Regions from separate parts of the Homo sapiens genome. Here regions 2, 3, 4 and 5 are each linked to region 1. A link is a contact called in ENCODE Hi-C or POLR2A ChIA-PET data. All regions are on one chromosome and are shown on one strand. Each heading gives the region's core, a stretch centred on a gene start or an enhancer-like site at or near the end of the contact. The rest is flanking DNA. Distances are from core to core; before and after follow the strand shown. Region 1 overlaps FGGY (FGGY carbohydrate kinase domain containing). Region 2 overlaps JUN-DT (JUN divergent transcript). Region 3 overlaps JUN-DT (JUN divergent transcript). Region 4 holds the start of LINC02777 (long intergenic non-protein coding RNA 2777). Region 5 overlaps LINC01358 (long intergenic non-protein coding RNA 1358).

Region 1 (2,669 bases), core at 90-2,589:
TCTTCTCTGTTCTAAAGTAGGGATCTCTTATATCTCCATCAAAGGACCCAGTAGAATCTGCTCATTCTTTTACTCTTTGTATCACTTGGCATCAAAGGCTAAAAAATGACATTGGTCAGTATTTTAATCCCAATTCAACAAAATATTAGTTTACTGAATTCCTGCTATATTCAAGGCATTATGCTGGGCTCCAGGCAGGTGTTACAGGGGAATAAAACACAATTTAATTTAGGCACATAAGATTATTTTAGAACAACGGGATAAGTTCCACAATTGAAGTATTGCCAGGTGACAAAGTTGCCCAAGGAAGAAAGAGATGGGAGCCTGTAGAGATGAGAGAATGCTTTTGGGAGGAGGTTATGTCCAAGCTAACTTTAAGCTCTTGTAAGAAATTGGTAGACAGGCCAAGGCAAGAAAGAACATTCATAGTAGAAGGAATAACATGTACAGTTATAAAAGTGGGAGCAGCATAGTACATTCAGGTTACTATAAACAACTCATAATCCAGAAACACAAAGTATGAGATGGGGAATGGCAGGAAGTGGGACTAGGGAAGGATAGAATTGGGTAGGGGGAGGTCAGCTCATAAATACCTTGGAGGCCATGCTGAAGACCTCCAACCTCATCCTATAGGCAGAACAGAGATGCTGAATTCTAAGCAGTGGTGAGATCTGGTCAGATGCAGATCAGAAAAATCCCTCTTAAAGGATCCAGTACAGGGGGCTCAGGGTAGAAATAGAGGGTCCAGATAAAAGGCTTTTTCAAGAATCCAGGCTAGAGATGTAAAAGACCTCTATTAATTTGCTGGTAGTGATTTTGAAGATGAAGGGGCTGTTGTGGAAGTGCTTTTATAATTTTAGGGAAGTATTCGAGGTTAAGACCTAAAAGCAAATTCCACTTAACATGATGAACAGGCAAATGTGCAGATCCCACTGAAGCAGGATCAGTATTTAACAGAATTGGAAATGTTCATGGAAAAGCAATCCACTTTCTTTTCATTTCCTTTAACTCCACATAGAGTCAGGCTGCTAACCCTCCGAATATAAACCCTTCTCTAAAGGCCAGGGTGGAAGGTACAGGCATTGCGTAGGGGAGCTCCATGCAGGAAGGTGGAGAGATCTGAGTTCCCACTGGCAGTAGGAGCTATGGGCTGCTGTCCCTGTTTCTGTTCCCTGGAGGCAGCTGGAGCATCCCTCTTTTTGTGAAATTAGAAAGATTGTCTTTCTCCATCTCTTCCCTGACCCTCCCAAGACTTTTCAGGGAAGTTTTTAAGTTTTTTCCGTAAACCCCACGTGTTCAGAGAGTCCTCCGCTGCTTGCTGGGAGCTGGCAGCTGGCAGCTGTTCTCTGCGAAGGAGGCGGCACACACGGTGCTTTAGCACCATCTGCAGGCAACCCAGAGATTTGCAAGGAGACAGGAGAAGCCAGTTTCCTTCTGAGCCAACCTCATCTCATTGCCTAATAGATCACACTGTTAACGATGTGGGACGACATTTACTTAGGCCTCTGCCACACAGAAGCAGGGACTGAGTTGAGGCACATTTTGAAGAGAGGGGATTCAGCTGATTTTAAAATTCACAGTCACGGAGAGTGTAATTTAGTGACTATAGTTTAATAATAAATGTTTAGGATGACCCCAAATTGCATTATTATGTTCAGTCCAAATTTATATGTGGCTCTGGAAGAGTCACTTAAATGTGCTTTGAGAAATTTGGTGCATTGAAAGACACTATCAACAGAGTAAAAAGGCAACTCACAGAATGGGAGAAAACATTTGCTTATCATACATCCAGTAAGGGATTGATATCCAGAATATATAAATGTATAAAGAACTCCTAAAACTCAACAACAACAAAAAAGCAAAAACAACCCAATTCAAAAGTGGGCAAAGGACTTGAATGAATATTTCCCCAAAGAAGATTTATAAATGACCAGTAAGCACGTGATAGGGTATTCAACAGCACTATTAGGAAAATCAAAACTACCGTGAGGTACCACCTCACACATTAGGATGCTACTATTTTAAAACAGAAAACAACAAATGTTGGCAAGGATGTGGAGAAATTGGAAGCTCTGTGCATAGTTGGTGAGAATGTAACATAGTATCGCTGCTGCAGAAAACACTATGGCCATTCTTCAAGAAATTAAGAATAGAATTAACATGTGATTCAGGAATTGTATTTCTGAGTATATACCCAAAAGAACTGAAAGTAGGGTATGGAAGAGATATTTCTACATTCATGTTCACAGCAACATTATTCATGATAGCGAAAATCATGAGAGCAACCTAAGTGTTCATTAGTAGATGAACATATAAATGAAGAATGATATGTGCATACAATGGAGTATTATTCAGCCTTAGAAAGAAGCAATTTCTGACATGCCACACATCAGTGAACCTTGAGGATATTATTCTAAGTGAAATAAGATAACCACAAAAAGACAAATACTGCATGATTCCACCTATGTAAAGAATAAGGCCAGTGCACAAAGTTGTGGCAAAGTTGTCAGTATTAACATTGTAAATCAAGTGTGTGTGAAGGGGTGCTCACCTTAGCTCCCTTCTAGATATTTTGAGATTCTAAAGTCAAGAAATCTATCTCATGTAGTGAAAGAATTCCTTACCGTTATATTGTCACAGAGCATCATTAGTAGGAGCAAATTGTTCCT
Region 2 (2,669 bases), core at 102-2,601, 950 kb before region 1:
CTTCTATCTACTGTGATTGAAGCCCTCTGTCCAGGTCACCAGCCATTGTCTCCTGGATTGTGGCAGCAGCTTTCTAACTTGTCTCCTTGCCTCTATCTGTCCCTGTTGTTTCATTCTCCATGCAGGGCAGTCCTTCTGTAACCTGAACCAGACCTTGCTGCTCCTCTGTGCCACTCCCTCCGGTGGCTTCTCATCACCATGGCCTGCAAGGCTCTGTGTGACCTGTCTTCTGGCACTCCCTGACCTCCCTCTTAGCTCAGTCTGCTCCAGCCTCAAAGGCCTTCTGGCTGTTACTGGAACATTCAAGCACATTCTTGCTTTGGGTCTTTTATAAATATATACATCTGTCTGTGTGTATATATATATATACACACACACACACACACACACAAAAACACACACATACACACACATATATACACACACACATACACACACACACATATATAGTTCTCTCTTCCTCCAGATATCTGTAGGCTTCATCCTCTCACTTCCTTAGGCCTCTGCCCACATGGCACCATATCAGAAAGGCCTTCCCTGATGACTTAATATTAAAAAAAAAAACCCAAGCACTCCCAGTCCTCCGTTTTAGTTTTCCTCTTTTCTCTTATCAGTGGCATATTAGACACTTATTCATTTACTTATTTATTTTCTCTCTCCCCTGAGCAGCACGTGACCTCTATAAGAGCAGACTTGGTTTTGTTTTCTGCTGTGTCCCCAGAACCTGGAGCACAGTAAGTGCTCAATAAATATTTGCTGGATTTTGTGAATGTGTGTGTCCCCTTTATGAAATGGCACGGAAGAGCCTGCACTGACGCTCCAGGTGATTTGGGGCCTGAATGGGTCACTGATCAACTTTTATCTTAACCAGACCAGGGTGATGAGGAGAATTAGGTGGCTGCTCAGGGGCCCTTCACACACATACCTTTGGGACCAACGCTGTTTCGTCTGCAGCAATGGCGTGCCTGGCTTTCATGCTTGTGGTTTGTACCATAGTTGTGATGTTGTCTAGAATTCCCATGGCAGCTTTACAATATGATTAATTTTGCTCATATAGATACATATCGATTACGGATAAAGATGACTCAAGGTTTAAATTTAGCCCCACCACAACAAATTGAAAGTCACAGGTGTGCTACCTAATTGCTCCCAGACTATGAAAACAAAAGCACAATGTCTGCCAGCACTGAATCACTCTTCTCCACCCTTTTTCTCCCTTCCCTTCATGTTCTCTGTCTTAATTCTGTTCATGTCGTAAACCGTGGTAGCTTAGAAAAGTGAAAAATAACATCCGGAGTCCAAAGTTCCAGTCCTGACACCACCACTTGTTTACTGTGAGATCTCAAGCATGTTACCCCACCTCCCTGAGCTTCAGTTTCCTCTTTTGTAGAATAGACCTACTTGAAAACAGGTGCTCAATAACGTGTTGAATGAAAGATGCCTAAGTGAGACAGCATGGGTAGAATGTCTAGCCCAGGGTGAGCACTCAATAGATGCTAGTCACCGGCCATGCTAACTGATGCACCTGACTGTGCTGTCTTCATGAACTTTCTTTGGCTTTGGTTAACCATTAGGATAGGCAACCCAGCTGAAAACAGAGGATGGCTCATGACAAGGCCTTTCCTAATCAGTCTCTCACAAGGGCTTTTATGGAGGCCCTACTATGCGTACAGCAAGGTGGAAGATTCAGGGGTGGGTGGAGCATCAAGCCAGCGAGAGGCATAGTTACTGCTGCTATTGGTGCCCTGTGGCTGCTGTAACAAATGACCACAAGCTTTGTAGCTTAAAGCCACAGAAATGTATTCGCTCACAGTTCTAGAGGGCAAAGCATTTGAAATCAAAATGTTGGCAGGGCCACGCTCCCTCCAAGGGCCCTAAGGAAGAATCCACTCTCTGCCTTTTGCAGCTTCTGGCGACTCCTGGTGTTGCTTGGCTTGTGGAAGCACAGCTCCGTTCCGCGCCTCTGTCTTCACATGATCTTCCCTACTGTGTGTCTCTGTGTCTCAAATCTCCCTCACCTTTCTCTAATAAGGAAACCAATCATTGGATTTAGGGTCTACCCTAAATTCAAAATGTTTTCATCTTGAGATCCTTAACTTAATTACATCTGCAAGGACCCTATTTCTAAATAAGTTCACATTCATAAGTGTTGGGGTTTGGGGTTTAGGGTTTTGACATCTTTTTTGGGGTCCCAATTTAACCCAGCTACAGTGGCCTCCAGGAATTTCAGATTAGGGAAAGGAAGAGCACACACAGATGAACAAAAAAAGTTTCAAGTAGAGTTTGTAAGACAAATCTTATTTGAAGGTGGTTAGTAGGGGGTTGATCCATTAATTTTTTGATCCAGAAATATTCACTGAGCCCCTGCTATGCTGGGTGCTGGAGATAGAAATGAGGAAGCACAGTCTCTGCCTTCAAGGAGTTCACAGACTGCTTCAATGAACAGAGAAATGGACATTTATTGTTGAGCATGGTAGGAGCTGTGGTAGAAGTAGACCCCTGATGCGATGGGCATTAGCAGGTCTGAGTTACAACCTCGGGGCTGGTGTTCAGAGAGGGCTTTCTGCAGGAAGTATTATCCCTTCCAAGGCCTAAAGGTTGAGGGAGTAGGAGCTGGCCAGGCCCAAGCGGGAATGGTTCTAGGAAGAAGGAATGGAGGAAAGACAGGC
Region 3 (2,669 bases), core at 58-2,557, 910 kb before region 1:
GTTGAAAATCCTAATGTAACCTAAATTTCTCCTGAAAAGGAACTCAGAGAGATCAAGTGAGTTTTTTGCTCCCTTGCCCCATACTGAGATTGTAGTATATGAGGAAAATGGCAGTTATAATAAAAATACTAATTACCACATTTAGAGCCTTGTTTAAATATAGTAAACAATATATTTTTGATCAAAAACAGCCTCTTAAAATTTATCAATAACTTTTTATATAATGGCTTATTTGATGGAAATGGTAATAATGATAATAATAACCATGAACCTACTGAATATGAAATATATTAATAAACCATCTTAAAATGTTATTTACTCTTCACAACAATGAGAAAAATGTGTATTATTTTCTCTGGTTTACAGATGAGGAAGCAGGTTCATATGTTATCTCATTTAATTTTTGTCATAACCCTTGAGGTTGGTTCTCTTACGATCCACAAAACATGAGGAAATTGAAGCTCACAGAGGATAAGACATTTGCTCAAGCTCACACAGCAAATCAGAGGCAGAGCTGGGACTCGAACCCAGATCTTTTTGACTCAAAAGCCTGGATTTTGAATTGCTGTGCTGCAGTTCTCAAAGTAACCCATAATGTAGGCAAATATCATCCCCATTTTGCAATGGGGAAACTGAGGTAGTTAGAGAACTGGCTTACCTAATATTCTCCTAGCTCTACTGTACACTCTGGAGACCAAAATGTTTAGTAGTTGCACATAAGGGCTTTGGAGCTGGCTTGCACTTTGCACAGTGATGGGACCAGGTGAGCTCTCAATAAATGATAGCTGTTGTCATTTTCAGCATGGGAGTTCGGCAGCCCACAACCTGGGCACAGACCTGATACCTGCGTCCTTGACTATCTGTTCTGTTTTTGTGCAGACTTGTGCTTGGACCGCAGGAATTTTCTATCATCTGCATGCAATGCCTACTGATGACACACTATCACAATAAAGGCCACCTGAGTCTATGCAGGGGAAAGCTTCCTTCGTGGGAGGCCTATCTGAATGGATGTGGCCTGCAGGAGGCCCTTGGAGCAGAGGCTCAGCCTCTGACTCACACTGAGCTGTCCCCCATCCGGTTAAGGCCAGCCCAGGAGCCGCCCACCTCTCCTGCACCCGCTGCCTTCTTGGCACAGACCTCTGGCTGCAGCCTTTGGGCTCCAGGCTGCAGAATTACTCACTCGCAGATTCTTCCTTTGGCATCTGCCAGGATCCAGGAAGAGGGCTTTGTAGTCTCTCTGTCTCACTTAGCTTTTTCCCTGCCTCCTTTATCAGTTGAATTGCTAAAGCCAAAGCTGAATTTCTCTCCCATTTCCTCCAAGGACCAGTATCCGGTAGGAATCATCTCTGCACTTGGGAGGCTAGGGAGAAGTCAAACACCAGGTCTGGCTCTTTGCCCCTGGAGGAAGAGTTAGTCACTTGGTTACTGCCGGCTGAAATCGACTGGAGATGTCACAGGGAGAAAATGCTTTCCTATGAGTTAGTGGAGCATGGTCTCCACAAAAATTGCCTTTTTACTGAACAGAGAAAGTGGCAAACTGATGTCCTCTTCACAGAGTTCTGACTTTAGTCCTCTAGCTGCAGCCATTAGCAATTCCTTTCCATCCAGTGCATAGAAGTCACAGGAGGCATGTCACAAAAATGGGGAGTAGGGAGGAGAAAAATTAGATGTGTACACACATGATCTCATTTTGTCACCACAGCAACCTAATTGTCATTATCCTGATTTTTTAAAAGGTAAAACTTGAGGTGGTGAATGCTTGTCCAAGATCATGGAGTTGGTGACTGGCAGAGCCGACATATGGACCCAAGTCCTTTCAATGCCAAATCCACTGTAGGGGAAATGGCCCTTCTGTCTCTTTCTCTCCCTCTGTCTCCCCTTTTCCTCTTGATTCCATGTGTCACCTTCCCCACTCCCAGTCTCGAAGGGGTCAGAGGATTATATGACACAACACAATGCCTTGCATACAGTACTTGCTCAATAAATGCACATTAAATTTGAATTGCTATGCCATGCCTTTTATGAACATTTGCATTTTCAAAAAGGACTCTTAGAAAAGATAATACTTAATACCAAGGACTAAATGGTGAATTTCCAGCACAGGAGATCTCTAGTGGGATGTTTATTTCCTCCATCCCTTCTTCCTCTCCCTCTTCCTTCCTTCCTTCCTTCTTCTCGTGTTCTCTCCTTCAGAACAAACACCAACACTATCCTAACTACTTTATAAATATTTACTTATTTAATCCTCATTACCACTGTGTGATGTAGATACCATTATTGTTAGCAATATCCCATTTTGGAAATAAGTAAATGGGCATAGAGTGGCTTAGTTATCTGCCCAGAAACACACAACTTATAATAGGCAGAGCAGGAGTTTGAAGGTGGGCACTTGGCCTCTTTAACCATTGCTGGTATCCCTGTCCAGGCACAGATAGCTTCCTGGAGCCATTTCCATCTCTCACATGAACTTGACATTGCAATTTACAAGGTTTGTTCAAATAGGGTCTCATTCTATTTGATTCTCACCACCATTTGTGAAGTCTGGACTTTGCTTCCTATTTACAATAGAGAAAGCCCAAGCTTGGAGAATTTAAGTGACTTGCATAAGGTCACACAACTGCTATGTTAGCAGAGCTTGGGAGCCAAACCATTTTATGGTCCCCTAATTT
Region 4 (2,669 bases), core at 59-2,558, 860 kb before region 1:
CGTGCCAGGCTTCTATTTGCTTTTGCTTTTGATACACCCATATCTGCTCATTGTAGGAATATTGGGTGCCTTCAGCTCAGCTGGATTCTCTTGGCTTCAGTGTCAGTATTTGAATTCTTGTTCATTTTCTGCTTTCCCTCCCCAGACTGGTAAGTCCATGAGGACAGAGTCCTTGTCTATCCGCCAGACCACCAGTGTCCAGCACAGTGCCTGGCACACAGTAGGTATTCAATAATTGTTTAATGAACTCTGGGGCTTTGATTAATAATTTAGTTAGAGAGTAAATTAATTGTGAGTTAAATCTAGTTTGGTCAACAACATACTTTACACTGTGCAGTCAGTGGGGCAGGAGGGAATCACAGAAGGGTCTTTGAAGATGAAAAGTGCAGGGACTATTGGCCTAGATCAGTGGTTTACACATGAAGCTGTACTTTTAGACGAGCTTGCCTTCCGGGATTTCGATCCCTGGTCTGAGGTGCTGTTTGAGCTTCCCAGGTGATTCTGAAGTCACCAGATCGGTATTGAGGGATGCCAAATTTGGGGGACTTCCTGTTCTAACGTATTTCTTTTTGTCCCCCGAACTCATTCAACTTGTGCCTGAACGGTCTCAGCAATGGGAGCTCATTATTTCACAAGGCGAGCTGCCCAACCCAGCGTAACCACAACGACAACAATCACAGTGACACCATGTAGGGACCATACATTGAGCATTTCTTAGGTGTCAGGTACCGTACATACATGCTGCTCACTCCAAAGGCGAGGTGGGTAGTACTTGTCTGCATATGACAGCTAAAGAAACTGCAACTCCGACGTTGGTGGCGCTGGGAGTCTCAGTGGCGGCGGGGCGGGGCAGGGCCGGGACCGAGGCCACGTCCCGCCCGCCGCCCGGCTTCCCGCCCATGGGCCTCGGCAGTGCCCGCGGGAGGAGCGGGTGGAGGGAGCCGCTCGCCACGTCAGCGCACGCCCGCCCCGGCGCTCCGCCCGGCCCTCCTGGGCCTCCCCATAGAAGGTTAACCCGGGCCGGATCCCACGAGGACTGGTGGGGGCCGGGCGGCCCGTGATTTCAGTTTCCGAAGAGTCCGGCCCTGCGCAAAGGCGGGCAGGGAGGAGGAGTTCGGGAAGCCTTCCCGACAGTCTGTAGATGAAATGAACGCGCCCCGCCTGAGCGCCACTCGGGGAGCGCGCCGAGCCAGTGCAGCACCGCGGCCTCCCGGCCCGCCAGGCTGAGGGTTTCCGCGGGCCCTGACCCTGCTGGCCCCCACCGGGCCAGTGAAAGCAGCAGGCTTTATGCGGCTGTCGGGCTCGGGGCGAGGAGCCGGCTCCACCCTCCCAGTCTGGGCCCATCCTCCGGCCTCGGCCAGCCCCTTCCCTCCCTCTCTTTGGCGTTCGCGTTCCCTCGGCCTAGCAGACCTCTTAGAATGTTTGTTTTCCTTCTGAGAAAGAGCGGAGGGACGTGGCCAAGACCAACATGAACTGCAAACACGGGACATCCTCTGTGTGGGGGGACATTTTTCTGGGACCAACAGACCTGGGTCTGAATACCCATCCTGCCGCTTCCTCGCTGGGTGACCTTTGTATATCTTTCTCCATCTCTCTCAGCCTCATTATCCTCATCTGTAAAATGGGGATAATGACGCCTTACCTATCTTTAAGATACATTCTGAGGATTAGATTGGATAAATACGGATCATACATTTTAAGCACTTAGTGCTGTCAATGGCAATTAACATTATTATTCATTATATTGTTATTATGAATGACTGATAATGACACTCAAGATTATTAATGCTACTGTGTCAAAAATATGCTCAATTAAATTTATTTTTAGTGAGTGAAATAGTTTTATGAAAGGTAAATAAAGAGGAATAATACTGGGTCGGGAAGTATATACACGTTATCTCATTTAATATTCAAACAGCTTCAGAAGGTGGGTGTTATCATCCCCATTCTGCAGATGAGAAAGTTGAGGCTCTTGGAGGTTCATTAACTTGCCCACCTCACACACTTCAAGCCTAATGTCCTGCCCTCCCTCTCTCACTGACTTCCTTGACTGCATCCCTTAAGCTCCAGTCCCTTTCTACCTGCCTGCCTCAGCAAAGACTCGTCCATCTGCAGAGAAACCTGGAGGAAAGTGAGTCAGCTCTGGAAACTGGATAAAGCTCACCTCCTCCAGGCAGCTTTCCTGATTCTCTCCCTCCTCCCCCTGTAAAATTAATCCTTCCTTCCTTTCTTCTCTTGGTGCCCATAGTATGAGGTTGCACACACTTATTGCAGGTTGTGTCTCCCACCTGGGGAGTATGCCTGTCTAAGGCAGACGCCACATACTTTTTCACTCTTGAAGGGTCAATATGGTGTTGTGGTTAAGGGCACAGGCTTAGGAGCCCAACTGTCCAGTTTCAGATCTTGGCTTTACTACCTACTGGTTGTGAGCCTTAACCAAGTGACTTAACCCCTTTCAGCCTCACTGTCCTTATCTACAACATGGAGATTGACAATAAGATCAGCCTTGTGGGGTTGCTATAAGGATTGAATGAGTTAAGATATAGAAAGCAATTTGAACCTCTAAGTAATCAGATGTTCACTGAATGAAGACGGAATCGTGAAGGTCTTGAATGTTGCTTACTAAGATAGTGAGATAGAAAGCATGTTGCAGAGTTAAGAGCAGGAGT
Region 5 (2,669 bases), core at 44-2,543, 710 kb before region 1:
TTACCCAGTCTCAAGTATTTCTTTATAGCAATGTGAGAATGAACTAATACACTTCCTCTGACCCTCTCCTCCACACCCATGCTGGGGAGATGTTCTTCCGTGGGATCCCACAATCGACATCCATCTGGCTCTCTAGAATTGCACTGTTCATGTAGTGCTCACAGAGATGAAAGCTCTTTGAGAACAAGACCACACATTATCGCTTTCTTCCTCTCCTTTTCTCAAGCAGTGGTTCTTGGGGACTGCAGCATCTCACCTTCATAGAAACTCAACACTCAGACCTCACCCCAGACCTACTGAATCAGAAACTCTGAGGTTGGGGCCAGTGAGCTGTGCTTTAACAAGCCCTGCAGGTGATCCTGATGCCCGCTGAAGCCTGGGAACCATAGTCCTGAAAAAACGTCCCTGGCTCTTGTCTGTTCTGTTGTGATAGCTCCTAACTGGGCTTCCTGCTTCCTCCTCTGTCACCTTCCAATCTATTCTTCATCCTAGAGCCAGAATTATCTTTCTACAACATGGAAGGAAGGGCCCTCCTCAAGAGCCTTCAGTGGCTTCCATTTGCACCTATAATTAAATCCTGATCCCTCACCATGACCTACAGGACCCTGTGTGACCTGGCCCTGCATCTCTCCTATGCTGACCCCCTACCACCAGGCACGATGGTCTGCTTTCAGCTTCTGAGGTCAACCATCCCTTCTTGCCTCAGGCCATGTGCTGGGATGGGGAGAGGAATATGGGTGAGTCATCTTCTCCATCCTTGAGGAGGTATAGTCAACTAGGGGAGACAGATATGGACACAAATAGACATGCAGTTCATAGAAAGCAAAGTAGCAGGGCTGTGCATATGGTACAGAAACAGCAAAGACTCATTCTGTTTAGGGACTTTTGTTTTGCAGTGATTTCCAACTCTGCTTCTAAAGTTTGAAGGTGTAGTTTTTCTTATTCGAACATTCCAATACTAGGCATTCCATTGCCCTGAGCCTCAGTCCTGCTACTGCCATTCAGAAGCTATGCCCACCGTGCAGGGGCATTGGAGGGAGTACACGAGGATATACATCAAACGTGCCAAGCGGAGGGCAGGGTCTCTGCAGGGATCAGGGACTCCCATGTTTCTGGAGCAGATTCAAGTTTTGATGTTGTGGGGACTTACCCTTCCTGAGCTTCAGTGGGAAACTAAGTATCCCCTGAAAAAACTGAGGTGTTAAGGAGGAGGCTTGAGGTTGGGCCTACAGCAAAAGAAAAGTTCCCCTCCACTTTAAGAAATCTCCCTCCTGTGGGTGTGGTAGTGAATGTGAAAGTAGAATCTGCCTCCTGGCCCCTGCACTTACCAGAAGGGGCAGTGGTACTTGCAAAGGAGTTACAGAAAGAGCAGCAGCTGAACAGGAACTGGGGCCACCGGTTCTGGGAAGCTGGGGCTTTGGGGGAAGCGCCTGGCAGACCCCAGTGTTTACAAACTTCAGGAGCACCTGAACCCCAGCCTGTGTTAGGCACAGAGCAAATTGTGGTGAGCTACTGGCACAAGTCCTCTGGAGCCAGAAAGTCAAGACAGAAAGCCAGGATGACTCCTCTAGGGCCCAGGGCTCACAGTTCCCTGGACAAACAGCCTCACTGTGGCCTCTGGGAAAAGGTGGGAGGCAGAGCAGGCTGGTGGGTTAGATATTCATTCATTCATTCCCAATTTCCTCATCTGTGAAATGGGGAAAGAAATTCCTTCCACGTCTACTTGGATTGTATATAGTGGGGAAGGGTAGAGAACAGGTTGCTATGGAGACCAAATGAGATAATACATTCAGTTATTCATTTAATATACACTAAGCACCTGCTACGATAAAAATAATAATGGGCACTTATTGAGTACCTAGTGTATGCCAGGCACTATGCTAACTACTTTAATCCTCACAATCATCCTCCGAGGTAGCTGCCCTGATTTCCATTTACAGATGAGGAAACTGAGGCTCAGAGAGATGACTTGCCCAGATCACACAGCTAGTCAGTGGTGGATCTGGGATTTGAGAGCCACAGTGTTAAATGGGGCTCAAGTCTCAGCTCCTGTACTAGAGTCAGGGATCTGCAAGGTCAGGAATTATCATTTATCAATCTCTGAATCTTCGGTGCTTAGGCCACGGCCCAGCACATAACAGCTGCTCACTAAATGTGGGTAGGCCTCTTGCATATCTACAAGACAAGGTGAGATGAAACAGTCTGGTGGGGAAGTCAGGGAAGCAAACCAGCAGCAGGTAATGTAACAGGATCTATAGCAGATGTGCCTTCAGAGAGCTCCCTGAGGTTTGTGCTGGGTCACACTGTGTACCAATCAGGGTCCCAACAGTCTGACAGCTCCCAGGAAATAGCAGATTTCAAGGAGGGATTATATGCAAAGGTGCAGATATAGAAGAATCACAAAAGAGAGAGTAGGCACTTAATAGCTCCTGAACTGTTCTCACAACTCTTAATAGCTGCTGAACTGTCCTGCAGAGTTGCTTTCCTCAGGAGGAGCAGTGAGGAACATGGCCAGTTCAGTGACGTTGCAAACAGTGTATCAAAGGAATATCATACTCTCTCCCTTCCTCTTTTCCCTCCCTCTGGTCTCCTGTGGCTCCCTGTTGGCCAAACCCAACTAGAAACAGAAGGTTCAAGAACCCACCAATTCAATCCCCATAGATCAACCT

The links. Hi-C counts contacts between places; a loop is a spot of excess contacts on that map. ChIA-PET counts read pairs that join two places held with the same protein, here RNA polymerase II (POLR2A). Pooled maps may share reads with other maps.
Region 2: a pooled map shows a loop between it and region 1 (2.4-fold over the local background). The contact joins two enhancer-like sites. A Hi-C loop is called at or near these places in 1 of 168 maps with a recorded cell type or tissue (endothelial cell of umbilical vein) and 9 of 50 pooled maps. POLR2A ChIA-PET finds 5 or more read pairs at or near these places in 1 of 52 experiments (MCF 10A).
Region 3: a pooled map shows a loop between it and region 1 (4-fold over the local background). The contact joins two enhancer-like sites. A Hi-C loop is called at or near these places in 5 of 50 pooled maps. POLR2A ChIA-PET finds 5 or more read pairs at or near these places in 2 of 52 experiments (AG04449 and activated T-cell).
Region 4: a map of heart right ventricle shows a loop between it and region 1 (2.3-fold over the local background). The contact joins the promoter of LINC02777 here to the enhancer-like site in region 1. A Hi-C loop is called at or near these places in 7 of 168 maps with a recorded cell type or tissue (IMR-90, Right ventricle myocardium inferior, dorsolateral prefrontal cortex and 3 more) and 18 of 50 pooled maps. POLR2A ChIA-PET finds 5 or more read pairs at or near these places in 2 of 52 experiments (AG04450 and activated T-cell).
Region 5: a loop to region 1 is called in a map of mammary epithelial cell, with 2.8 times the contacts of the local background. The contact joins two enhancer-like sites. A Hi-C loop is called at or near these places in 2 of 168 maps with a recorded cell type or tissue (cardiac septum and mammary epithelial cell), 1 of 37 single-sample maps with no recorded cell type and 7 of 50 pooled maps.

The regions. Positions count from the first base shown.
Region 1 is chr1:59,758,257-59,760,925 of GRCh38, forward strand. The region is part of intron 15 of FGGY (FGGY carbohydrate kinase domain containing); the gene reads left to right. Among named protein-coding and RNA genes, the nearest start is that of MIR4711, 26 kb to the left of the region's middle. Within about 2 kb of position 1,340, at least 15 of the 41 ENCODE cell types and tissues checked have a DNase peak (open chromatin) inside an H3K27ac peak, as active enhancers do; they include dorsolateral prefrontal cortex and heart right ventricle, where a contact is called at or near this core.
Region 2 is chr1:58,804,865-58,807,533 of GRCh38, forward strand. The region is part of intron 1 of JUN-DT (JUN divergent transcript); the gene reads left to right. Among named protein-coding and RNA genes, the nearest start is that of JUN-DT, 21 kb to the left of the region's middle. RefSeq lists a silencer at 33-327. Within about 2 kb of position 1,352, at least 7 of the 41 ENCODE cell types and tissues checked have a DNase peak (open chromatin) inside an H3K27ac peak, as active enhancers do.
Region 3 is chr1:58,847,949-58,850,617 of GRCh38, forward strand. All of the region lies in intron 1 of JUN-DT (JUN divergent transcript), which reads left to right. Among named protein-coding and RNA genes, the nearest start is that of LINC02777, 55 kb to the right of the region's middle. Within about 2 kb of position 1,308, at least 20 of the 41 ENCODE cell types and tissues checked have a DNase peak (open chromatin) inside an H3K27ac peak, as active enhancers do.
Region 4 is chr1:58,902,830-58,905,498 of GRCh38, forward strand. It overlaps LINC02777 (long intergenic non-protein coding RNA 2777), which reads right to left and starts at 1,309. Exons shown (of 5, transcript NR_183656.1): 1 at 739-1,309. RefSeq lists silencers at 703-1,092, 1,153-1,402.
Region 5 is chr1:59,045,563-59,048,231 of GRCh38, forward strand. The region is part of intron 2 of LINC01358 (long intergenic non-protein coding RNA 1358); the gene reads left to right. Among named protein-coding and RNA genes, the nearest start is that of LINC01358, 26 kb to the left of the region's middle. RefSeq lists enhancers at 93-142, 998-1,067. Within about 2 kb of position 1,294, at least 6 of the 41 ENCODE cell types and tissues checked have a DNase peak (open chromatin) inside an H3K27ac peak, as active enhancers do.